Linked DNA regions of Mus musculus: all the other regions are linked to region 1. The links are chromatin loops, found by intact Hi-C in ENCODE. Cell type or tissue: heart. All regions are shown on one strand.

Evidence for each region. Hi-C counts contacts between places; a loop is a spot of excess contacts. Peaks named below come from ENCODE experiments on the same cell type or tissue, not always from the same donor. Only the 100,000 strongest peaks of a DNase experiment are listed, where the experiment ranks them.
Region 2: a loop joins it to region 1, with 2.7 times the contacts of the local background. A loop is called at or near these places in 5 of 42 quality-filtered maps.
Region 3: a loop joins it to region 1, with 3.0 times the contacts of the local background. A loop is called at or near these places in 8 of 42 quality-filtered maps.

The regions. Positions count from the first base shown.
Region 1 is chr8:120,595,416-120,603,415 of GRCm38, reverse strand. It overlaps Gm10614 (a long non-coding RNA gene), which reads right to left. Exons shown (of 4, transcript XR_003947476.1): 3 at 4,812-7,584; 4 at 4,138-4,512. Among named protein-coding and RNA genes, the nearest start is that of Gm10614, 10 kb to the right of the region's middle. In heart, CTCF peaks have their summits at 3,473 and 3,673 (motif pointing right); DNase peaks (open chromatin) are centred at 3,765 and 4,575; H3K4me3 peaks cover 480 bases; H3K27ac peaks cover 610 bases; H3K27me3 peaks cover 561 bases.
Region 2 is chr8:120,296,405-120,304,404 of GRCm38, reverse strand. It overlaps a transcript of Gse1 not described here. Among named protein-coding and RNA genes, the nearest start is that of Gm32968, 27 kb to the left of the region's middle. In heart, a CTCF peak has its summit at 3,355 (motif pointing left); DNase peaks (open chromatin) are centred at 3,394 and 3,674; H3K4me3 peaks cover 588 bases; H3K27ac peaks cover 4,704 bases.
Region 3 is chr8:120,284,006-120,292,005 of GRCm38, reverse strand. It overlaps a transcript of Gse1 not described here. Among named protein-coding and RNA genes, the nearest start is that of Gm32968, 40 kb to the left of the region's middle. In heart, CTCF peaks have their summits at 3,369 (motif pointing left) and 5,495 (motif pointing left); DNase peaks (open chromatin) are centred at 2,075, 3,185 and 6,875; H3K4me3 peaks cover 484 bases; H3K27ac peaks cover 5,485 bases.

The sequences.
Region 1 (8,000 bases):
GGAAACCCTGTCTCAAAAAACAAACAAACAAACAAACAAACAAAAAAACAAAACAAAACAAAAAAAGGCCTGAGGTATAACTTAGTGGTAGATCATTTATTTGCCTTGCCTTCATAAGGTTGTGGGTTCAAATTCATGGTTCACCACCCAAGGGGAGAAAAATAAACCAAGAGATTGGGGCGTGATGCCCTGGGGCCACAGCCCCTCTGCAGACTGTATTCTCAAAGACTTCATCTCACAGACAAATAATTTCAACAACCTGAGCCCACATCGCTGCCAGTATTTAAGCTGAGGGCTGTGCTCAGCCCATCCAGTCTACCCTGACCTTTTTGCTGCGCACTGGCCAAGGCAAATCCCCAAAGCATCCTTCACCCCCAGGGAGCCAGGTCTGATACTTTTCTTCCTGCTCCCTTCTCAGCCCAGGAATGGGGCTGAGTCCACTGGCTGAGCCTCTCCCATCTGCCTGTGGTGCTGAGCCATTAGCCCTGGTTAATAGCTCTCTTCATCCAGTCTCTTAGTGCCATAGCAACAGGCCTGAGGCTGTGAACAGGGGATTGGGTGGGAGGGCTGGGCGGGGTCAGCTGCCTGGAGCTCTTATAGGGAGATCCTGGGCCTGGGAATCCACTTCTGAGGCCTCCTCGCTGGGTAGCGCGTCTAGAGAAGTCAGAATCTTGGAAGCTGTTACCCTGACGGTGTCTGCTGAGAGAGGACAGAGACCCTCCCTGCGAATACAGTGAGCTGGGTCTCCTCTACTGCACACTGCCCGTGTCCAGGGCTCTTACCTTCAGAAACATAAGGACAGGACTGCCTTGAGCAAGTTTCTGCCCAACGAGGCATGAGAGCCCGGACATGCTGTGTAACCCAGGAAAGTCACTCTCACTGGGCTGTTTCTCCACCAGCAGTTAAGGGTACATACGAGGAACCCCAGAATGAACAACCAGTAAGTAGAAGTCAGTCACACCGTCAGGCTGCCAGCCTCTCGGAGCCTGGACTGGCTTGGGGGAGTAACCATTCACATATGCCTGTGGACCTCTTGAGACTGCGGTGGGATGGTGAGTGGGGCTCAGCCACAGACCTCCTGGGGCAGTGCCTTCCCTCGAAAGGGCAGGAATGTGGGTGCCTCTTCCCACCCCAGTTTGTGGCTGAGACTTCCTCCGTGTCTTTCTAGGGGAATCAACACCTGGATGGGGTTTGTGTGTGACTCCCCTACCCCTGGCTGCTTCAGCCATGTAAGCGGCTGTAGTTCCAAGGAGGGTTGGCTTGCCTCATCTGTAATGCACCACAGAAGCTAGCCCAAAGCAGAACCTGATCTGGGAGCCTCCCCCCCCTCCCCGCAACCCCCCCCCCCCTGGGCAATTGTTCTTTCATTTGTTAGAGATGTGCGGTGGTTTGAATGAAAACTGTCTCTCTCCAAAGGCTCACAGGGAACAGCACCCTTAGGAGGTGTGGCCCTGTTGGAGGAAGTGTGTCACTGGAGGCGGGCTTTGGGGTTTCAGGTGCTCAAGCCAGGCCCAGTGCCTCTCTCTCTCTTTTCCTGTTGCCTGTAGACACAGATGTAGAAATCTCAGCTCCTCTCCAGTATCATGTCTACATGAGTGCTGCCATGCTTCCTGCCATGATGATAGTGGCCTAACCCTCTGAACTGTAAGTCAGACCCAGTATTCCTTTTTAAGAGTTGATGTGGTCATGGTGTCTCTTCACGGAAGTAGGAACCCTCACTAAGACAGGATGGAAGTCAGGGCCTGGCCCATGCTGCCTCCTCCACTAAGCACAGCTTTCTCTGTCTCTCTCTGTCTCTCTTTGTCTCTGTCTCTCTGTCTCTGACTCTGTCTCTCTGTCTTTCTCTCCCACTCTCTGTGTGTCTCTTTCTGAGACACAGTTTCTCTGTGTAGCCCTGGCTGTCCTGTCTTGTGCGCGCCGGACTCGACCAGCAAGAACGACGCTGCAACAGGATCCTTCTGCACACGTTTATTGGGAGAGCTTGATTGCAGAGGCGAAAAGACCTCGAGCCCAGAACTGGTGCTGCTTATATAGGCCTAGGAGAGGCGTGTCTCACACCCGGATTGGTTATGCACTACGCCTCATTTGCATGTTCCTCATCTGATTGGCTACTCTCTGTACCTCACAGAGCCTCATTATCATACCTCATTTGAATGTCTCAAATCTGATTGGTTATACTCTCAAAGCCTCATTATCATGCCTGGGCCAAGCAGTGTCTTTGCAAAAAACTTTCCTGTATATGTACACATTGGTTGTTTGTCCAAACTTATGCGTGGTGGCCAGCAGTAGTCAGTGCCACTCTGCAACGGCACATATGGCTTCCCACAGTCCTGGAACTTGCTCTGTAGACCAGGTTGGCCTCCAACTCAGAACTCAGAAATCTGCCTGCCTCTGCCTCCCAAGCGCTGGGATTAAAAGTTTTTTTTGTTGCTGTTGTTGTTTGTTTGTTTGTTTTGTTTTTTTGAGACAGGGTTTCTCTGTATAGCCCTGGCTGTCCTAGAACTCACTTTGTAGACCAGGCTGGCCTCGAACTGAGAAATCTGCCTGCCTCTGCTTCCTGAGTGCTGGGATTAAAGGTATGTGCCACCACGCCTGGCTGGGATTAAAGTTTTGTGCTATCACCTTCTGGCTTTTTCTTTTTTTTTCCTTTTTTTTTGAGACAAAAATCTTGCCATGTAGCCCAATCCTCCTGCCTCTTCCTTTCCCCTTCTGAATACTGAGACAATGGCATGTGCCATTATTACTGATACTTTTATCTTGTTCTGTGTTTGAGAGAGAGACTCATGTTGCCCAGGCTGGCCTTGAACTTCTGACCTTCCAGCCTTCCAGCCTGAACCTCTCAACCTCTGGGATTACAGCTGTGCTTCGCCATCCTCAGATCCTCTTGAGAGCTTCCAAGTGAGCCTTGAATCTATTGTAAGTTAAAAATGTGGGGCTGGAGAGACGGCTCAGCGGTTAAGAGCACTGACTGCTCTTCTGAAGGTCCTGGGTTCAAATCCCAGCAACCACATGGTGGCTCACAACCATTCATAACAAGATCTGACGCCCTCTTTTGCTATGTCTGAAGACAGACAGCTACAGTGTACCTTCAGATAATAAATAAATCTTTTTTAAAAAAAGTTGAAGATGCAGGGCTGGTGAGAGGGCTCACTGGGTAAAAGTGCTTGCCATGAAGCCTGAAAACCCGAGTTTAATCCCTGGAACCCATATAAAGGAGAAAGAAGAGAACTGTCTCCACAAAGATGTCCTTAGCTCTCCACATGTTCTCATGCGTGCGCGTGGGCCCACACACACACCTCTCCCTTGCACACACATAATAATAGTAATTTTAAATTAAGGAGAAAGTTGAAGATTGTGTTAATTTAGGGTGAGTGTCTCCTTGGCAGTGGTTTAAAATGAGGGTTGTTTGTTTTTGAGACAAGGTCTATCTATGTAGCCCTGGCTGTCCTGGAATTCTCTAGGCTGGCTTCAAACTCACAGAGATGCCCCCGCCTCAGCTTCCCAAGAGCTGAGATTAAAGGAGTAAACCACCACGCCCTATTTTCCTTTCCTTTTTTTTTTTTTTTTTTTTTTGGTCTTTTCCCCTTTCGTTTCTAAACTTTAATTTTGTCAACTATTTAATTCCTATCGATGTTTGTCCACTGTACACATGCAATTCCAGAAGAGGCCAGAAGAGGGCACCATATCCCCCGAGACTGGAGTTGCAGCTGGCTGTGCGCCACCATTGTGGGACTGAACTTGAGTCCTCTGCAAGAGCAGCCAATGCTCATAACTACTGAACCTGCTTTCCTGTCCCCACCCCGCCCCACCCCACCTTACCCCACACCTCTTTAGGGGACAGGTTCTCACTATGTATCTGAGGGGGTTCAAGACCAGTCTGGGCTACCAGGCGATACTATCTCCTATAAACCCAACAAAACAAAGCAAAGTGAGCCCAGCATCTGGGGCCTGGGTTCAGGCCTGAAATCTTAGCGCTCTGAGAGACTGAGGAAGGAAGAGAGACTCAAACGTCAAAACGCCGGGGCTGGAGGGGTGCTCAGAGGTTAAGAGTCCTTCTTGCAGAGAGCTCACGACCATCTGTAACGGGAGTTCCAGGGTATCTGATACCCTCATACAGACTCTAAGAACACCAGAACATACATGTAAGCAAACCCACATTTTTATTTTTGTTGTTTCTATACAGGGTCTCTCTATGTAGCCCTGGCTGCCCTGCAACTCTCTATGTAGATCGGGCTAGACTCAAATTCACAGAGATCCACCTGCCTCTGCATTCTGAGCGCTGAGGTTAAAGGTGTGTGCCATCATGCCCAGCTTAAAATAGTTTAAAGCATCGTGAATAGCTCCGGTCAGCACTGGGGTGAGCAGAGATCACGGCCAACGGCTACTAAAGAGGAAACTAAAGAGGCTGCTTGCGGGCAACCGGGCCAGTTCCTGTGTGTGTCCGAGGCCGGTTTTCAGGCTCCAGGAGACAAGGACCGGTCTGATCACAACACTTGGGATTCATGTCTTTTCCTGCAGGAAGAGAGACGGGGCGGGGGAGTGTGAAAACAGATGGAAATGTAATTTTTTAATGACAGCAGCAGATGGCAAAGAGACACAAGAGTGTATTCACACCATGTCGGAGCCGTGTGAGCGCGCCTGGCCCAGCCAGAATGTGCGCGGTGGGGCTGTCTCGATGGCTCCCCCGCCAAAACCAGGAGGCGGGCCAGCTGCAGGCAAGAACAGGCCGCTCACTCGCTCGCTCGCTCGCTCGCGGGGAGGGGCGGGACCCGCTGCCAGGCTGCACACAGCCACAGGTGGGTGGGAAATACCTGTGGCCACCTGGTGAGAGCCGGAGGCTCGATCTGCGTTCTGGTTCTTCCAGACGGGGTGCGGGGCTCCTCCGGGTACCCACGGCTCCCAAAGGCTAAGGCGTTTGTGGACGTTCATCTGTCCCCCTGGTACTCACTGCTCACGCAGTAAGTTGCACCCCTGACTCCATCCGTCTCAAACTCCCACAGAAGCCTAGACAGCAGCCAGGCGTGGCCGTTCTCTAGACTCCGTACTTGGGAGGCAGAAGCTTCAAGTTTGGGGCAGGCCTGGGTTACATGATGAGTTGCAGGCTAGCCTTGGTCATAGACACCCTAAAAAAAAGAAAGAAAGAAAAAAGAAAAGAAAAGGAAAGAAAGAAAGGAAAGGAAAGTTTCTGACTTTCTCTCTCTGACCCCCTTTGCTCTCTCTGACTCTTTTCTCCCTCTCCTGCCCCCTCCATGTTCCTGGCCAGCGTTTTCTCTTTGTCTCTTTGTTCCAGCTCCATATCTTTCTCTCATTCTATCTCTCCCCTCTCTCTTTCTCTGTCTCTACTCCCTTCTCAACCCCCCTTCAATAGAATAAACTCTATGCTATACTAGACCTACGGCTGGTACCTTGCAGGGAAGGTTGCCTTAGCATGGGCCCGCTGAGGTACCCTAACCCACTGCACCGTACCTCGCTCTTTAAAGCATATTGTTGACTTTACAAAACACATCAAGGCCAATCACAGTTATGTCGAAAGTTAAAACCCAGCCTGGGCTAAGTGGGATCCTGTCTCAGAAAACATAAGCAAAAAGTTAATGTTAATAAAAAAACAGGTAGCCAGGCAATGGTGGCACATGCCTTTAATCCCACCATTGGGAGGCAGAGGCAGGCGGATTTCTGAGTTCGAGGCCAGCCTGATCTACAAATTGAGTTCCAGGACAGCTAGGGATATGCAGAGAAACCCTGTCTCAAAACAAAACAAAAATAAATAAATAAATAAATAAAATTTTAAAATTAAAAAAAAGAAAGGAAAAGAAAAAGCTCTTTCCATTTTGCTGCCACCATGCAATGAAATGAGGAACACCCAGAAACTCCGGGGCCACACGAGCCACAGCCACAGTAACTACCGCAAGCACCCAGGAGGCCGGGGAATGCCAGAGGCCTGCATCACCACCGGAACAATTTTGACAAATCCCATGCAGGTTACTTTGGGAAGATTGGGATGAGGCATCACCACTTGAAGGGGAACCAGAGCTTCTGCCCAGCTGTCAAACTGTGGACACCGGATAGCGAGCAGACACGAGTCAATGCTGCAAGAAAAAACAAAAAACAAAAAAACAAAAACAAACACAAACAAACAAACAAAAAAGACTGAAGCTGCTCCCATCCTTGATGTTGTGCAATCAGGCTACTACAAAGTTCTGGGGAACAGAAGGTTCCCTAAGCGATCTGTCTTCCTGAAGGCCAAATTGTTTAGCAGAAGAGCTGAAGAGAAGATGAACGGTGTCGGGGATGCCTGTGTCCTGGTGGCTTGGAAATGCTAACATTTTCAAAGCAAAAACAAAATCAACAACAACAACAAGTTAGTGCCAAGTTCTGTTTGTTTTGAGACAGGGCCCCATCTCTTCCAGGCTGGCCTCGAACTTGCTCTGCACTGAGAATGCCTTTGCACTTCTGATCCCCTTGCCTTGCACACACACACACACACACATACACACACACACACACACAGCTCCGGAATCACAGGCGTGTGCTACCACACCCAGCAAAGCCTCAGCTGGGAGCCTGTCTATTTCTCTTGAGATTAAATTGGAGCTGTGGAAGCTGTGGGCCGTGTGGGAGGAAGGCAGGGGCGTAGACCACCCTTCTCATCCCAGGATGTTATGGGGTCACACTGCAGACTGACAGTTTTCAAAACCGCTGGTGCTGAGCTCTTTGGAGGGAAGTCCCCAAGCACAGCCACATTGACAGGACAGGCATTGGGAGGTGCCTCCCAGAGGAGGGATCCTGTATCCCTTTCAGAATGGTGATTGTCTTGACTGCCTTATTTATTTCTTTGTTTATCCTTCATGCTACGATGGTCCGGGGTATCTTTTACTTTGCATTATGGTCCAACACCATTTCCTCTTCTCTTCAAGCTGGTCTGGCTTTCCCCTGGGAGTACATTCCCTTGAGCCCTGTGTTCCTGTGTCCCTGTGGCAGGGGCTTCTGTGGGTCTCCCCTCATCCTGGGACTAGACCCTCATCTTCCAACTGCTTCACCCAGAATCTCCTTTCCTTCTTTCTCTCTTTTTCCCTTCTCCTTGATACCTCTGTTCTTAAGACAGCGACTTACTGTGTGGCCTGAACTATTAATCCTCCTGTCTCAGCCTCCTGAGTGCTGGGGTGATAGGTGTGGACCACCTTACCCAGCTCCATTCTTGAAGACTGGTTCCTAAGTTCTCTGGTCGCTGGTTTTCTTTGCCCTCTAGTGGACAGAGCAGGAACTGCATCGATGAGATGTGCCACCCCAGCTCACCCCGTTCACAGCTGCCAAGTCAGGTACAGTGTCCCTCAGTGGCTGAATGAAGTCTTATTCTGTAATAGTACCAGGAAGCCATAAGAAGCAGCAAAGGGGCTGGAGAGATGGCTCAGTGGTTGAGAGCATGTCCCGTTCTCATGTTGCAGAAGACCCAAGTTTGGTTCTCAGCACCCGTATCATGAGGCTTAGGACTGTTTGCAGATCTCCATCTCCAGGACACAGGACATCTGTATGCCTCCTCTGGGCTCCCTGACACCTGCGCTTGTGTGCACAAACCGCTACACCTAACTACATAAAAGAAATATTTCTTTAGTCGTTTTGTTTATTTTATTTTTGTTTTTGTTGATTGCGGTTTGGTTTGGTTTGATTATGGGGACAGAGTTTCTGTGTAGCCCTGACTGTCCTGGAACTTGCTCTGTAGACCAGGCTGACCTCAAACTCAGAGATCCACCTGCCTCTGCCCCTGCCCCTGCCTCCCAAGTGCTGGGAGTAAAGGCTCGTGCAACCACAGTCCCACTCAAATATTTTTTAAAAAACACACAAACAAACCTGTCCTTTGCTATAAGACTGTGAATAGTATGCTAAGTGAAAGAAGCCAGGCCCGGAAGACAACTGTAACATTGTCTCATTTACCTGCTGTGGCAAATCCTCCCCCCACCCCATCCCCTTCAGGCCCGAGGCGGGGAGAAAGGAAACAGTGGCCA
Region 2 (8,000 bases), 300 kb after region 1:
AACACAAAGCTGTGTGAGCCAGTGTTGACACTGAGCCCAGGCTCAGCCTCTTTCCCTCCCTCTGCCCCGTGGGCCTTGGTTTAGCCACCCACGGAGGAGATCTGAGTCCTAATTAGCTCCTCTGGAGAGGTGCTGGGAGGGTTAATTAACTTGAGGCTGCAGCTGCGAGCTGAAAATGGGGCGGGGTGTGAACACCACCAGCCACCATTGAGTGGCCTGTTCTTTGTAGCACAAGAATGGGGGTCCTGGATGGGCTGCGCTCGCACTCCCCAGGCCTCTGTTGCCCCTGTGGGGCTCAGGGTGACAGGGTGACAGGGGCACCCTCCAGCTCTGCAGCATCCTCTGTACTTAAAGGACCCTTTGTGTGACAGGTGCGCCTGCTGAGTCTTCCCAGACTTCCCCTGTGTCTTCACTCTGAGGCCTAGGACAGCAGGGTCACCTGGCAGCTCTCCTGGCTGCTTTACCCTCTCCAGGTGACCTCAGAGTGGCCTTGGAGGTGAACAAACCGTGCCAGGAGGAGGACCTAGGCAGGCAGCCTAGGACCCGGTTCTCCTTGGCCCTGACAACCCACCTCTATGACCAGCCTAGCCCACAGGACCCCTCTGTCCCTGCCTGGCTTCCCAAGAAAAACAGATGCTCAGGCAGTGTGCTCTGAGGACACACCACATGGGAAGACACTGAGAATGCTGACGGTTTTGGTAATAGGAGGGTTTACAGAAAATAAAGGGACCATGCGAGTCCCCCTGGGCTCCTGTAGGGCCTCCTTAGATTGGAAGTCGTCAGATTTGACCAGTGAGGCTCAGTCTGGCCTGGAGAGGCCTTGTTCAAAGTCTTGGTCGATGGGCAGCAGAGCTCTGCAGTTCCCTCAAACCTCCATGCACACCCATCTGCCTGACAGAGCCCGTGGACCACACTTCAGCAGACCATATGCTGGTAGGCCGGGCAGGGGGATAATTCTGTTGCTCTGAAACAGCTTGCACTTGGACAGAAGATTAGAATGTTCTGGAGCCTGAGTAGAGCCAACTCCCCTCAGATTTACGCTGGGTCCTGGAACAACACTTCAGAGGAAGGGGCTGCCAAGCCACAGCTTCCCCTGAATCCCCCCTCGCCCCAAATTTACCTCCTCCACCAGGAACCCCGCTTCCCTTAAACCTCCAGGGAGGGCTGCCTCTCTAATATGCAAGGAAACTGAGGGAAATCAGGTTCTAATACTCCCTCTTAGGCTGGAGAAGACGGCTGTGGGCTGTGTGGTTACAAGTGCTGGCTGCTTTTCCAGAGGGCCCACGTTTTGTCGCAGAACCCACACTGGGTGGATCCCAGCTGCCTGTAACTCCATTTCCAGGGGACCTGACACTCTTCTGGCCTTTGCAGTTCCTGTATATATGTGGCATACATTCACACAGATGCACACATAATATAGACAAAGAAAAACAAAACAAAAACAAAAGCAAGCAAGCAAACAAATCCACAAAGGTCATGTCCCCACCCCCACCCACCCCCACCCCCGCCTCACCAATCAGCACACTGCCTGTGTGTTTCTGATCTGATGAGCATAGCCCGGTGGCATAGACAAGGGACATACAACCCAAGGTCAAGAGGAAACTGAGGTGTGGGGCCACAGGTCTGCTTCAGGTGAGCTGCAGGCTCTCCCGTGGCCTTGATTCCCACCTTCCCCAAGTCATCACCTCAGGGTACAGCCGAGCTGGGGTCGCAGCAGCCCCACTGGCTACCTGGAAGCTGAGTTTGTACCTGACTTAGTTACTTTTAGACTTAATCAATTTTCTGCGTAGGGATGTTCTGCCTGAGTGTATGTCTGTGCACTGCGTGTGTGCCTGGTACCCAAGGAGGTCAGCAGAAGCCAGCAGATCCCCCTGGAACGGGAGTTATAGGTGGTTTGTGAGCCACCTGGGAATCGAACTCAGGTCCTCTGCAAGAGCAACAAGTGATCTTAACCATTGAGCCATCCCTCCAACCCATGCTTGCATTAAACACACACAAACACACACACACACACACACACACACACACACACAGAGCCATACCAGAGCCAACTAGATGGGTCAGTAAATAAAGGTAGTTCCTGCCAAGCCTGAAAACCTGAGTTTAATCCTCCAGGGCCACATGGTGGGAGAGAACCAGCCCCCACGATGACCTTTGACCACCCCCACATGAACACCTTGAGACGCACAGGCATACAAACAATTAAGTATATTTTAAAAATACTCCCGAAAATTTGGGTTCAAAAATACTAAGCTGCTTTGAATTCCTGCTTACAGGGGGCTCACTCTAGTCACAGGTAATTTTATTTTACTTATATTTTCTTTTATTTTGAGATAAGTAAATTCTCCATGTAGTTCTGACTGTCCTGTGACTTGTTATATAACCAGAGACCCACCTGCTTCTGCCTCGTCCAGCTCTACATCCAGCTCAAATGGCTTTAAAAAAACAAAACAAAACAAAACAAAACCCTGCAGTATTAAATCCAATGTTTTTTTCCTCAACACTAATCAAAGTAAGTACAGAAACCCACAAAGAAGCTGGGCAATGGTGGCTCACACCTTTAATCCCAGCACTTGGGAGGAAGAGGCAGGTAGATCTCTGAGTTCAAGACCAGCCTGGTCTAGAGTTCCAGGATAGCCAGGGCTACAGAGAAACCCTGTCTCAAACCAAAACCAAACCCACAAACAAAAAACAAACACTTGGTGACAGGGCTTCAAATACCACACTTCAGCCAGGCCAAGGGCACAAATTACCTAAGTCACATGTATAAAATGGGATCATGACTTTGACCTGGCCTGGTTTGAGCCTAGTTTCCTGTCTACTGTATAGTATCATTGACAATCCCAGGGCACAATACCAAAGTCCCTGTGTCTCCATTTCCCCCACTTCAGTGGTGCCAGCCCTGGAGATTAGACATGGAACTCTCCTCAGAGTGTTCAAACAGCATAGAGCCAGCTCCCAGCAAAACCCAGGAGTTGCAAGGTCCTCCAGTTGCCCAGCAAGCTAGGGTTGTAATCTCAGCTGTGTAGCCTCAGGCAAGTGAATGTACCTCTCTGGTTTACCCATCTACAACTTAGAAATGGCAAGCTCACCAAGGAACCCACTAGGAACCCCCCCCCCCCTTTCTCCATGGCTTGGCTGTACACCCAGAACCCACTGTGTTAACATGATTGGCACCCAAGGATGTCATGGGTAGGATGGAATCCCAAGGCCCAAGTACATAAGAACAACACTCTCAGGCTCTGCCACAAGTCACCAAACCTGCCATGAAAGAATAAAGGGGGCACAACCAGCAGCTCTCTCCACCCTGACCTCCCCAGGCAAGCGCCCTTCCCAGGGTGAGAGCGCCATCTGCTGGAAGCATGGGGCGTGGCACCTGTTTCAACCTTGCCCAGCTTGTACCTGGGTCAGGGCTTTGGGCTTGAGGCTGGATCTTTAAGAACTGCTGTTCAGCCCCCCCAGGCGTCCAACACCAATGACAGACTTCTGGGATTTGACCTTAGGCCTCCACTGAGCACCCTGGCGGTGAGACCTGAACCCTCCTTTGCACGGAGCCTCAGCTCCTGCTACTGCCTTCGGTCTCCTACAGCATACTCGGCTGCCAACAGTAGAGCTGTGACTGCTCCAGTCGACAGCTGCCCTGCAGGGGCACAGGCTGCAGGAAGCTATGGTAGGACGCTGTGTGCCTGAAGGCTGCTGGCGGGAGGCCACAGAGTCCTTCCACCACCCACAGAGCAGAGGAGGAGCCGGAGCTGGGAAGATTACAACAGCGGTCTCCTTGAATCAGCCCCATTCTCTGTGAGAGGACAGCAGGCACCTGTTAGCATGACTGAGGCTCGTCCGTGAGGGATGCTAGACATCAGGGATGACACACCTGGCACGCATCACGCTACTGAGAGGGTCCCTCCTACGGAGCCAAGTGTGGCTATTAGAGCCCTGAGTTGCAGAGCAAGCTGCACCAGATCTTAGAGGGAGGACTTGCAGCAACCTCTACTGGAGCACACTGAGCAAGCCAGCATGCTTCCCTCCTCTCCTGTCTCTGTTCATGTTCACGCTGATGTAAGACACAGGTACACATGCATGGAGAAGCCAGGAGTCATTGTCAGGTGTCCTCCTCAATCACTTTGCCATCTGGCGTTTTGAGACAGGGTCTCTCACTGACCCAGAGGTTCACTGATACAGCTAAGCTAGCTTGCCAGTGAGCACCAGGCTCCTGCCTCCACACCCCCAAAGTTAGATGCATGCTACTACTGTACATATATATAATATATGATATATGATATATACTATATGTTATATATAACATGATATATAAAATATATATTATATAATATAAAGTATATTATGAATTATACATGTATATCATATATTATATACATATATAATATATTATATATACAGGTATATATTAACTTGGTTTATTAACTTATGTGTATGGTTTGCCTGCATGTATGTCTGTGAACCATGTGTGTACAGGGCCCACAGAGGCCAGAAGAGGGTGACAGATCCCCTGGACCTGTTAAGAGACTGTTGTGAGTCACCACGTGGGTGCTGGGAATCCAACTCTGGTTCTCATATTTAAGGGAGCACTTTCCTAACTGACCCATTCCCCAGCCCCGCCCATCGTCAACTCTTTCCATGGTGTGGTGAAACACACCCCGGGTCATGCTGGTCAGTCTAGAGATACAGAGTACACGGTCAGTCCCATAACCACTACCTCTGTCTATTCTAGAACGTTCTCACAGCCCTAGGAAGAAACTCTGCACCTCTTAGTTTCCCCTGCTCCTGCTCAGCTGCACTTCATGCCCATGGTCATCCTATGGCTTGTGGGTGTATCAAGCTTCAATCTCTCCCATCATGCTTTGGGGTGCACCCACACAAGTCTCCTCATAGCCAGGTGAGCACCCAGTGAGTGCATAGACACCTTCTTATGCACCCTCTGTGAATGGACACTGGCATCCCCTCCCACTGTCTCGGAAAGGGCTGTGACCCTCCCGTTCCCAGAGTCCGAATCTGCCAGCGCAGACCACTCAGCAGACTGGCATCGTGGGCCGAGGTCCAGGCTAACATCCAATGGCCTGGTGCTCCATCTGGTGCTCCCTCTTCCCATGTCTGTTCTCTCACTAAGGGGCAGGGACACTGGGTTCTAGAGATGCCTCCCCCTGGCCTTCAGTGAGTGATTCCTGGTGACTCCTCCTGACTGGAACAAGCCATTACAAGACCAAGGGATGACAAGCAGCCTTGCCTAACCCAGGCAGCTCTCCCAGCCGGGCAGCCTGCAGGTCCAGGTCAAGACTCCCATCTCTCCTTCTGTCTCCAGAATGGATGGGCTGTCTCAGGAACCAGACAGGCCCATTTAGAAGCCACCCTCTCCCTCCTCCAGCACCTCGCCCACCCTGGAAACACCCGAGGCCATGATGTCTCCAGCTGGCGGAGTTGCGCCTCTGAGGATTATGAGATGGATTTTTTCCCTCCCTCTAGTGTGCGGTTCCTTCAAGGCCCCACGCAGGACTGAGCGCTAACAAAGCAGCCAGCCCAGGGCAACATCAATCTGACAAACACAACAGCCGGCGCTTTGACTGCGTACAATCAGCCCCCACTGGGCCGCTTTAATTGTTTCCAGATTCTGAAAATGTCTGAAGAGGGTTGCAAATGGGAAAGTCAGCACCACTACAGCGGCTCCGCCCCGCACTGCACTGGGCAGAGCCCTCAGACAGTCAAGGCTGCAGGAAGGGGAGGGGGCACCCCGACCACCAGCCACTGGCCTTGAGGAGCCTTGGCCAGTCCAAGGCTGAGGGCTGAAAGCTGGGGGCTGCTCAGAAAGCTGGGGTGGGCATTAGTGAGCACATGACCAGCCCTAGGGAAGCCATGCCAGGCTCCAGAGGGGATGCAGGTTTGAACCCCGAGCTGTACCCCTCTCTCTCCTTTTTAAAGCCTCAGTCATTAGGTTTGAAAAATGAGCCAGCTCAGCAGAGACCAAAGCCCCCCAAAATGGCCTGCTGCTCGCTGGTTAGTGAGATGTTGAGTGGGTACACAGAGAAAGAGACACAAACACACACAGGCATACTCACAGACACACACAAACACACAACCATACATACACAGAGACACACACAGACATACACAGACACACACAAACACACAGGCATAGACACACAGAGACATACAAACACACACAAAAGCATACACACACAAGCATACACACACAGACATACACATATAGAAACACACAAGCATACAAATAAACACAGGCATATACACACATAGAGGCATACATACATATATACACACTAGCATACACACACACAGGCATACACACACAAGCATACACACACAAAGGCATATACATACATATACAGGCATACACACACATAGGCATACACACATATACAAACACATAGGCATACACACAAACATGTACAAACACACAGGCATACATACACACACATACACACACACATATACACACACATACATACATACACAAGCACACATATATACATACACAGGCATACATACACACACCTATATATACACACACATACAGGCACACACACACACACACACACACACACACACACACAGGCATTCTCCCTTCTACTGATGCAGATGACAGGCTGTTCAGAAGTCTGAACACAAGTCAATTACAAAGGCTCCCTGCCTCTTTTGCTGTAGGGAGATCATCTGGACACCTCAAGGTGAGAAGGAAGGGGGAAAGGTCCCCAGGGAAGTGCCCATAGCCCTAGAGAAGCCACCACCTAGATCAGTCAACAGAGTGAAAGAAAGTTAGAGGCAGCTTGCTTATTTTCTGTCCTCCATGTTAAGCAATGTATATATATGTATGTATATATGTATATATATATATGTGTGTGTGTGTGTGTGTATGATGTATATGTGTATGTATATGATGCATATGTATGTGTATATACATACGTATAGGATGTATGTGTATATGATGTATATGTGTGTGTGTATGTATATGTCTATGTATATGATGTATATCTGTATTGTATGATGGAGTGCCTCCCTCAGGCCTCAGGCACTCATCTAGCCCACATGTCCTGGAGTCTGTGCCCACCCTGGTTACCCAGGAATCTCTGACTCCAAAGCCTCCAGGGCCCTGGGCTGTGCTCTCTCTGCAGGCAGAGCCCACAACCCCTCCCCTTCTCTCATGAATCAAAGTGACTAGAGGCAGGGACAGACACAGCTACGTCTCTTCCCTTAGCTCCCATGTCTGGGTAGCTGTGACAGTAGACCGGTCAGTCGGTCAGGGTCCTAGTGTCCCAAGAGAAGGGACACGGCTGGTGGGATCTGACAAGGGAGGCAGACAAGGACCACGCATATGGGAGGGGAACCACTAGCAGCCCACAGGGGAGGTGAGGGCAGTAAGGGGGCCTCACTGGTAGCCGCTGTCCAGGCCTCCACAGTCCCTGATAGCCACACTCCAACTCCTCCCAGCCTGTGATGATGCTCCTGCCTCCACACTTGAGTCAGCTCTGGAGATGGGTTCAGATGAGCACTTGTGGCCCAGACAGGGGACCACCAACTAGGACCCCATGGAACGGGGGGGGGGGGCGCTGCGGGAAGGAGCTCCTGTGTGAGATGCAGGCTATGGAGGCAGTGAGCAGTCCCTGACGGGTGGCCTGAGCTTCCCAGAGATGGCTTTGTGCACTTATGGCCACATCCATGCCAGGGACCAGCAGAAGGCACCCACAGATCTCCTCAGAGAGCATATGGCTCCTGGAACCCATCGCTACCAAGTGGACAGAGATGTACAGACCACTGGGGCCAAGAGGAGGCGGGACACAGAGCGGGACACTTCCGGACCTGACAGCCCAAAGCCCAAATGCTACACACCATACCCACATGAATGTGCGTTGCACACACACACACACACACACACACACACATGCACACGCACGCACACACACACACACACACACACACTCACGCAGGGCACCTTGAAACCTGACCACTACCCAAGGATATCAACACTTCCG
Region 3 (8,000 bases), 310 kb after region 1:
GAACTGCTGGCCACAGAAACGACCCTGCTCCTGTCACAGGCATCCCACTGCAGGTCATCCTGCTGGGAGACCGGGGAGCAAACTTAAGGCCCACCTCTGTCTCTCTGCCCTTCCCTAAAGTGGCTGAGGCAGTCCTCGCTCCTGGCCAGGCCTCCCTGCTGCGCCATGTACATTGCGCCCAGCTCCTCAGCCAAGGCCCTCACTCCATCTGTTCTGTAACCAAGCAAAGGAGGCGCAGGAGGAGAGGAGGGCCCACGGTTCCCCGGGCACCCATGGCTACCCTGCCCAGCTGGGGCTGGAGAGGACAGCTCCTGACGCTTTAGGGACAGGACCTGACTCCAGTCTCTTCTTCTGTATTGATGAAGACAGTCTACAAGATGCTTGCCCGGGACGCCATTTTGTTCATCTTTTAAGGCTTACTAACTGTCTTGGTCAGGGTTTCAATTCCTGCATCATGACCAAGAAGCAAGTTGGAGAGGAAAGGGTTTATTCAGCTTACACTTTCCACACTGCTGTTTATCACCAAATAAAGTCAGGACTGGAACTCAAGCAGGTCAGGAAGCAGGAGCTGATGCAGAGGCCATGGAGGGATGTTCTTTACTGGCTTGCTTCTCCTGGCTTGCTCACCTTGCTCTCTTATAGAACCCAGGACCACCAGGCCAGGGATGGTACCACCCACAAGGGGCTCTCCCCCCTTGATCACTAATTGAGAAAATGCCTTACAGCTGGATCTAATGGAGGCATTTCCTCAAGGGAGGCTCCTTTCTCTGTGATAACCCAGCTTGTGTCAAGTTGACACACAAAAGCAGTCAGTATACTAACCAACTTATAAATGCATACAAAACCAGTCACATCATGTGCTGTGTCTGAGACCTGGATTTAAAAACAAAAACAAAAAAACCAAAACAACAAACAAAAAACAAAAAACACAAATAAGCTCCCAACACTGACTGTTCCAGAACACTCTTTTCAAACTCTAAAACTAACATAGAAACTACCTGCCTTGCATCGCTGACTTCCCCCTGTCCTGCCCACACCAGACCAAAGACCTACATGCCCAAGAGCGGAGCCAGCTAGTAGTACGCCCGTTAACAGCAGACTGTTCTAGATCAGCACTATCCAAGGCAGCAGCCGTTGCCACCACCACTGCCAGCCACCCGTGGATAAAGGGGCACTTGAAACTCAGCGGTACAACTCAGAGCTGAGGTTTGCCATCGCGTGTCATTTAAGCAGAGCGATGCTTGCCTAGCACAGCGGGCGACACCTTGGCTTCTGCTCCTAGCACTGCAAATACTCCTAAAGATTTTAAATAAACCCTCACGGCCACACAGTGGCTGGAGGCCTCTGCTGACCGGAATCTCTTGAAAAGAAAACCTTTATCGACTGGTGTGAGCCTGCCCTGAGGCCAGAGGAGGGTGAGTGGTGGACAGAGGCCGGGGCTGAGCACACAGGTGAGCACACAGAGGTGCGGTTGGGCTGGCGAGCTCCTCCAGGTGCACAGCATCCCTGCAGGTTCCAGGCTGCTTGTAGGCACTATGGAAGATGCAGAGCCTTAGGCTATGCAGAGGTGGAACCAGCTGTGGGCTGTTTCTCTCCTTGAAGCCAGTTGTTCTAGTCCCCTAGAGGTGACAGATCTCCCTTCCAGGAGGAGCCTACATCATTTTTTACCTGTGACACCCTCTACCTTTGAGAGCTTTCACCAGGATAAGCCCCTGCAGTCCCAGAGTGTTTGCAAGGAGGGTGGTGGTGCCTTTTTTTTTTTCTTTCTAACTTTTGGGTGGGGGGAGGGGAACAGATAAGCTCAGAGACTAGCCTGAGGTCACACAAGATGGAAAAGCAATGTTGGTATCATGCCAGCCCCAGAGGAGACCAAGGCTAGGAGGATTGTCCTCGGGTCAGTGGGGCTCCGCCCACCAGTGTACACTGTGCTAGACCTTCAGGCCTTTGGCTCTCAGGTCTCTGGAAGGGCTGAGAGGCCCTTGGGAGGTGCTGACAGGAGCCTGGGCTTCTGCCACTCCCTCCATCCCGGCTGGCTTCTCACTCCCGCTGCGCTGGGAGCTGGCAGCCACCAACTGTTGCAGCCTCTCCCGCTCTCCCTGCCCATCTGCTCGGTGTTGGATCTAAGGCAGCGGGGCCCTGGAGAGCTGCTGCAGGGGCTGCTGCTCCTACCCTCCCTTCACTCAGCCTGGGGTTAACAGGGGACACGGGACTCAGCTCATGGCAAACAGTCTGATGAGCAGAGCAAGCCAGATGCCCCGCTACCTCCAGCTGTGACTGGATGGTCCCTTCCCTTGGTCTTGGCAGCCATTATGTGTGACAAGGTCACAGTGTGTGCCCTGAATGTAACTGGCTCTAGGGCCAGGCCCAGGGCCCAGCCAGGCTCATCTCCCACCCCCTCCAGGCCAGTTCCCCCGTTCAGCCTGTCCCACCACCAGAACCACCCATCAGGCCGTCCCCCTGGCTAGACCAATGGTCCCCAACCAGGCTCTCACCCCCAGATTCTCTGACCACACAGCATCTGACCCACCCACCTGCCCTGCTGCCTGAGTAGCAATTTCTCCTGTCATCTGTTCTATGGCTGACTTAGAACCAGAACAAACAGGCTGGGGATGATGCAAGAACGAGGTGATCTCAAGGCACGGCTTCCCTGGCTGGTGACAATTCAGAACTGTGACCTTGAAACACACGATTCACAACTCCAACTCTGAGGGCCTGGGTTCTCGTTTCCTACGTGGCCGCCATTCTGAGGACACAGAATACACTAAGGACCCACTATGTATGTGAAGGGCCAAGCCTGAGCAGCTAAAAGAGCCACATCTTCAGGGATCCCGGCCTACAGTGGTGTTGGGGCAGGCAGCCCAGACAAACTTCCGAGAAGAGAAAGGTGAGTCCTCAGAGGTAGGAGGGGAGAGCCTCAATGGGCACCCATCTTGCTCCCTGCGACCCAAGCCAATTAACATGACTTCTTGAACCCCATGGAAGATGTAGCCTGTAGCGGGGTGGTTAGCGGGTGAGCTAAGGCCTGGCTTGTTGTAGGTAGTGTAAGGGTGATGGTACAGAAGCACCCACAAGCCACCTCCGTCTCCTCATCCTCCATGCCCCACCCACCATGGAAAACTGGCCCGTGCTTACCCTGGATCTAGCCTTCACTGCAACCTTATCCTGCACTCTGGCTGCCTACATCCTCCTTGATTGACAGAGCCGGGGCCAGCTGGCCTCCGCTCACTTTAGGCCTGTGCTCAGCAGAGCCTTCAGCAAGGAGCACCCTCCCTGCCTGCTCCTTCCCCCTCAGGGCTCTGGAGCTCTGTTATCAGCAGGAACCCTTGCAGGGTTCTCACAGCCTGGACGCCCTCTGGTGGCAAATGCACACCAGGCCATTCTTGACTTAAGCTCCCAGCCTCTGTTGTCCCCACTGCATGAAATGAAGCACACAGTAGGTACTGCAGACAGCAGAGGCGGCGGCAGCCCTGACCCCCGACCCCCAAGACTCCATCCCAAGTCCCAGAATCCACTGAGTGCTGAAATTCTGCCAGGCCCCCAGGGGACAGAGCCATCTAGTGGGCAGCTGGGCATATCCTGTCACCCTGAGGCCCCAGTAGTTCCCAAATGGGGATAGAGTGACTCTAGGAAGAACAGAGGAGCATACAGATCAGGCAGGCTCCACGGGCCCGCTCCGCTCTATGGTGGGCGGGCGTGTGCCTCCGCGGGCAGCATGTTCCTGAAGCATATGCTCACCATACGCTCGACCGCCACGGCATCCCCGGTGCTTAGTACAGCCTGCTGGCGGAAGCAGGCCTCTGCCTGGAGCCTCCTCACCTTAGCAAGGAGCATCTGGGGACCGAGGCTGGGGTGTCACCTATCCCTACTCTGTGCAGCATCTGCTCTACCAAGGCCCTGCAAAGGAAGTGGCCTGGGAGCCCACGTCATAGTCATAGGCGACATCGACTGAGGCTCAGAGAGGCTCAGCACAGAGTTAGAGGTGCACAGCGTGCAGGGACTCTGGGCCTCATGGCTTCCACTGCTCCTGTTATGTCTGTCACTTGGGAAGAGGAGGGCTGTGGCTGGGACACAGCTCTGCAGAATGACCCCCATGGCCACAGAGCTTCACGAGCCCCTCCTATCCCACACTCATCAAAACCGTCAGGTCATGTGGGGACCCTTGGCCTATCACTGACAATCTTCCCAAACTGGGTTCTGCAGAGCCCTGGAATCCACAGGCAGGCTTGGGATTTGCCCAAGGGGTAAGGGGGAAATGGAACAGAGGCTGGACTCATAAACCAGAGCGAGCCTGCCCAAGACAAGTCTCTAAGTGGCAGAGAAGAGAACATTCCAGAGCAGAATTCTAGCCTTCCTAATGCTGCAACCCTTTCTAGACACTTCTCCATGTGATGAAGACACCCCCCGCCCCAACCATAAAATTCATTCATTGTTCCTTGATGACTGTAATTGTGCTACTGGTATGAGTCATAAGTTGGGTGTTGGTGCTGCACACGCCTTTAACCCCAGCACTCAGGAGGCAGAGGCAGGTGGATCTCTCAGAGTTCAAAGTCAGTTTGGTCTACAGAGAGTTCCAGGGCAGCTAAGGCTACACAGAGAAACCCTGTCTCAAAACAAAAACGATCAATACATAATGTAGATATTGGATATGCGGTATGATCTCGGGCCACCAGTGAAAGGAGTTGGGACCCACAGGTTGAGAACCTCTGTCTACAACTTCACACCTTGAAGGAGGAATATTAACAATGCCCCGGGATGGGGATATGGCTCAGCAGGCACAGTGGCTGTCCAGCACACACAACCAGGTGTGGTCATGCACATCTGAAATCTCCACACTCGGGAGGTGGAGGCAAGAGGTTCAAGAATTCAAGGTCATCCTTAGCTACATGGTGCGTTTGAGGTCGGTCTAGTTATAGAAGACCCTGTTTCTGTTTGGGTTTTTCTTTTAAAGAAAAGAAAAGGTCTGAATCCGAGTTCAGTCATTCAGTGCATGTGGCTCAGACGATTGAGGAGAGAGAGAGAGAGAGAGAGAGAGAGAGAGAGAGAGAGAGAGAGAGAAAGAGTGAGAGAGAGAGACACCCATCCCTCTAGGCCTCAGCGTCCTCACTTTTAAAACGGAGTCAACGGCAGTCCCAACCTATGTCTCATGACCTGGTGCCTTTGAGTCCAGAGGACAGGGTAGGGGTCCTACAGAAGCCACAGGGGTGAGAACACCTCCCAGGAGGATGGAGGCAGGGAGGAGATGAGACAATGTCTATGCCAGCCAGCCCACTAGGCAACCACTGTGTCTTAGGTACAGGTCTGCAGACCTCCCAGAAGACAAGACCAACCAGGCCCAGGCCCTCTCAGGGTTCTCCTCCTCTGGCCCATCAGTGTTTGGAGAGGCAGACCAGTGCTGAAGGGCCTGTCTCCTGCCTCTGGCTGGGCAACTTTAGGCCTTGGCATCTGCCCAGCCCAATGGCACAGAACAGAAATATCTGCCTCCTGCTGGCCCAGGTGACAGGTGCCACGACCAGCAGAAGCCGACCTTGCTGTGTAGGGGGTCGTGAGGCTGACCACAGGCTGGGCCACTCACCCCGTATCTCCTGAGTACCCATTCCGTTGTCAGTGTCATACTGGTGGCTGAAAGGTGATGGCAGACAAAACAGGCAAGTGTCCTTCCCTGAAGTGACAGGCTGTGTGGCTCTTCAGAAGGACAACCGCAAGGGCCTAGGATGGCTAGACTGGGCAGCTGTGACATATTCCATGTGTGTGTCAGAGAGAAGGAAACATGCCTGCATATATACATACATACATACATACATATATACATACACACACACAAGTCTATGTCGGCAGCTCACAGCCATGCCACTCACAAAAGCCCACATGAAACGCTGCCCCACCCCCAACAGGCTCGGTGGAAAAGCAAACTGAGCAGGTCACACCGAGGAATTCTATTCAGCCACGATGAATGGAACTTCCACATGGGTGACACCTGGATACCTGACGTTCAGTGGCAGAAGCCAGACATGAGGGACACACACGCACACACACACACAGAGTGTGATGGCCCCGACAAGGACTGCCTAGAGCAGGTAACATCAGAGGCAGACAGAGGGCTACGGCTGCCAGGGCTGGGGAGGGAAGGATGGGGGACCAGTCACGCAGGAGACAGGATTGGTTGGGTTCTGGAGGGCAGTGGGAATGTTCTCGAATTAAGCTGGTGATGGGCACACCATGTTGTGTGTGTTCAATTCTCAACCATTGAATACACCGAGTGGGTGGCTTGCGTGATCTGCGAGTTATATCTCAATAAGGCTGTCATAGAGGGGAGACAAAAAAAAAAGGAAGAAAGAAAAACCCCACTTACAGCTGCTCTTACAAATGCCAGCCCCACACACGGGAGCACGCTGAATTATAAAGCCGACGGGAGACTGCACGTATTGTTTTTATGATCAGAGACACGGGAAGGTGCTGGCAGGGCTCTGTTTCCATAGGAAGCAAGGGAGGTGGAAGCCTGCTATGCTCTCAATAGGCTTCTGGGCTCCTGCACACACACACACACACACACACACACACACACACACCTGCCCAGCCCAACAGGAGGCCTGGAGACACCCTGTGCTTCTGGGCTCCTGCACACACACACACACACACACACACACACACACACACACCTCTCCCCAGCCCAACAGGAGGCCTGGAGACACCCTGTGCTCTGTGGTTGCCCCAGCTGGAACTGGAACACACGTGCAAAGGAAGTACTGTAGAGTGTACTGCCAGCACTGGGTGAGGGGGTTGGGAAAGGTTTGTAGTATTAAGGAAGCTTGAGTGTAGCTGGGCAGTGGCAGCAGGCTCTCACTTGGAACCCAGGGGAGAGGCCTCCTGCAGCTCTGTCCTTCCTGGGTCCCGCCTCTCTCTGGCCCCACCCTTTCCATGCCTGGGAGTTCTTTGGCGCTTACAGCCCCTGGCACCCAGAGAAATGATCAGGTTGTGGGAGGGAGACTTGGGGCCATGAACACAGTTCTGTCCCTCTTGGTATGGTATAGCCAGCCACTGGCGACGAGGAGGCAGCTAGCCTACAGCCTGAGGAAGACAGTATCTCCCAGTTGTGCCTCCTGCTAGCTAAGCAAAACAAGGGCTATATTGACTCTGCATGGGCAGAGGAGGGCAGAGGGCATGGCAGCATTCAGACACCCAGACCTCACCAGGGAGCTGGCTCCTTCAGACTCTCTCCTTGGGGTCTCCTGCAAATACCCTCGATGGCTCTAACTGGAAGGGACACTGTGCAGCTGGCCACCAGATCAAACCACTCCTGACAATGATGCTGCACCCAAAGAGAGAAGCTGGGTCCTTAACTAAAGCCCTTCAGAGCAAGGGATGGGGTGATGGGACATGGCATTGGAGCATTCCCTGTAAGGTTCCAGCCAAGATGAGGTTCCCGAAGGACTAATGCTGGTGTGTAAATATTAGACACTTCTGTCTCCTTTGAGACCAATTACACAGATCATGGCGGCTCCCCCAGGATGCTGCCTTCCACCCACTGTACTGTCATTAACAGTCTATTAGGAACAGCTGCTCGGAGAGGGAGGCGGGAGCTCGGAGGAGAAGCGGGAAGGAGGGAAGAGGAGAGAAAGAGACAGAGAGAGACAGCTAGGGAGGCTAACGGTGATCTGGAGACAGTGAGACAGAAACATTAAAGATGTAGGAGACACGGAGAGGGTGAGACAGAGAGACGGGGGTGGGGTGGGGGTGGAGATGGGGAAATAGGGGAGATGGGAGGAGATAGAGTCGGAGGGTAGATAAATGGGAGGGGAGAAGAGGGGGAATAGAGGTGGGAGATGGACGAAGAGGAGGAGGGAGAGCAGCAGCAGCAGAGGCTCAGAGTCCAGGCCTTCCTGCCTTGCTTCCTTAGGAGATGAGCTATGCTCAGCCCAGGTCTCAGCTAGGGAGAGCTGCAGGGCTCCACACCAGGCCTCCGACGCTATGCTCACCCACAACCCTACAGGCTGGTGTTTCGT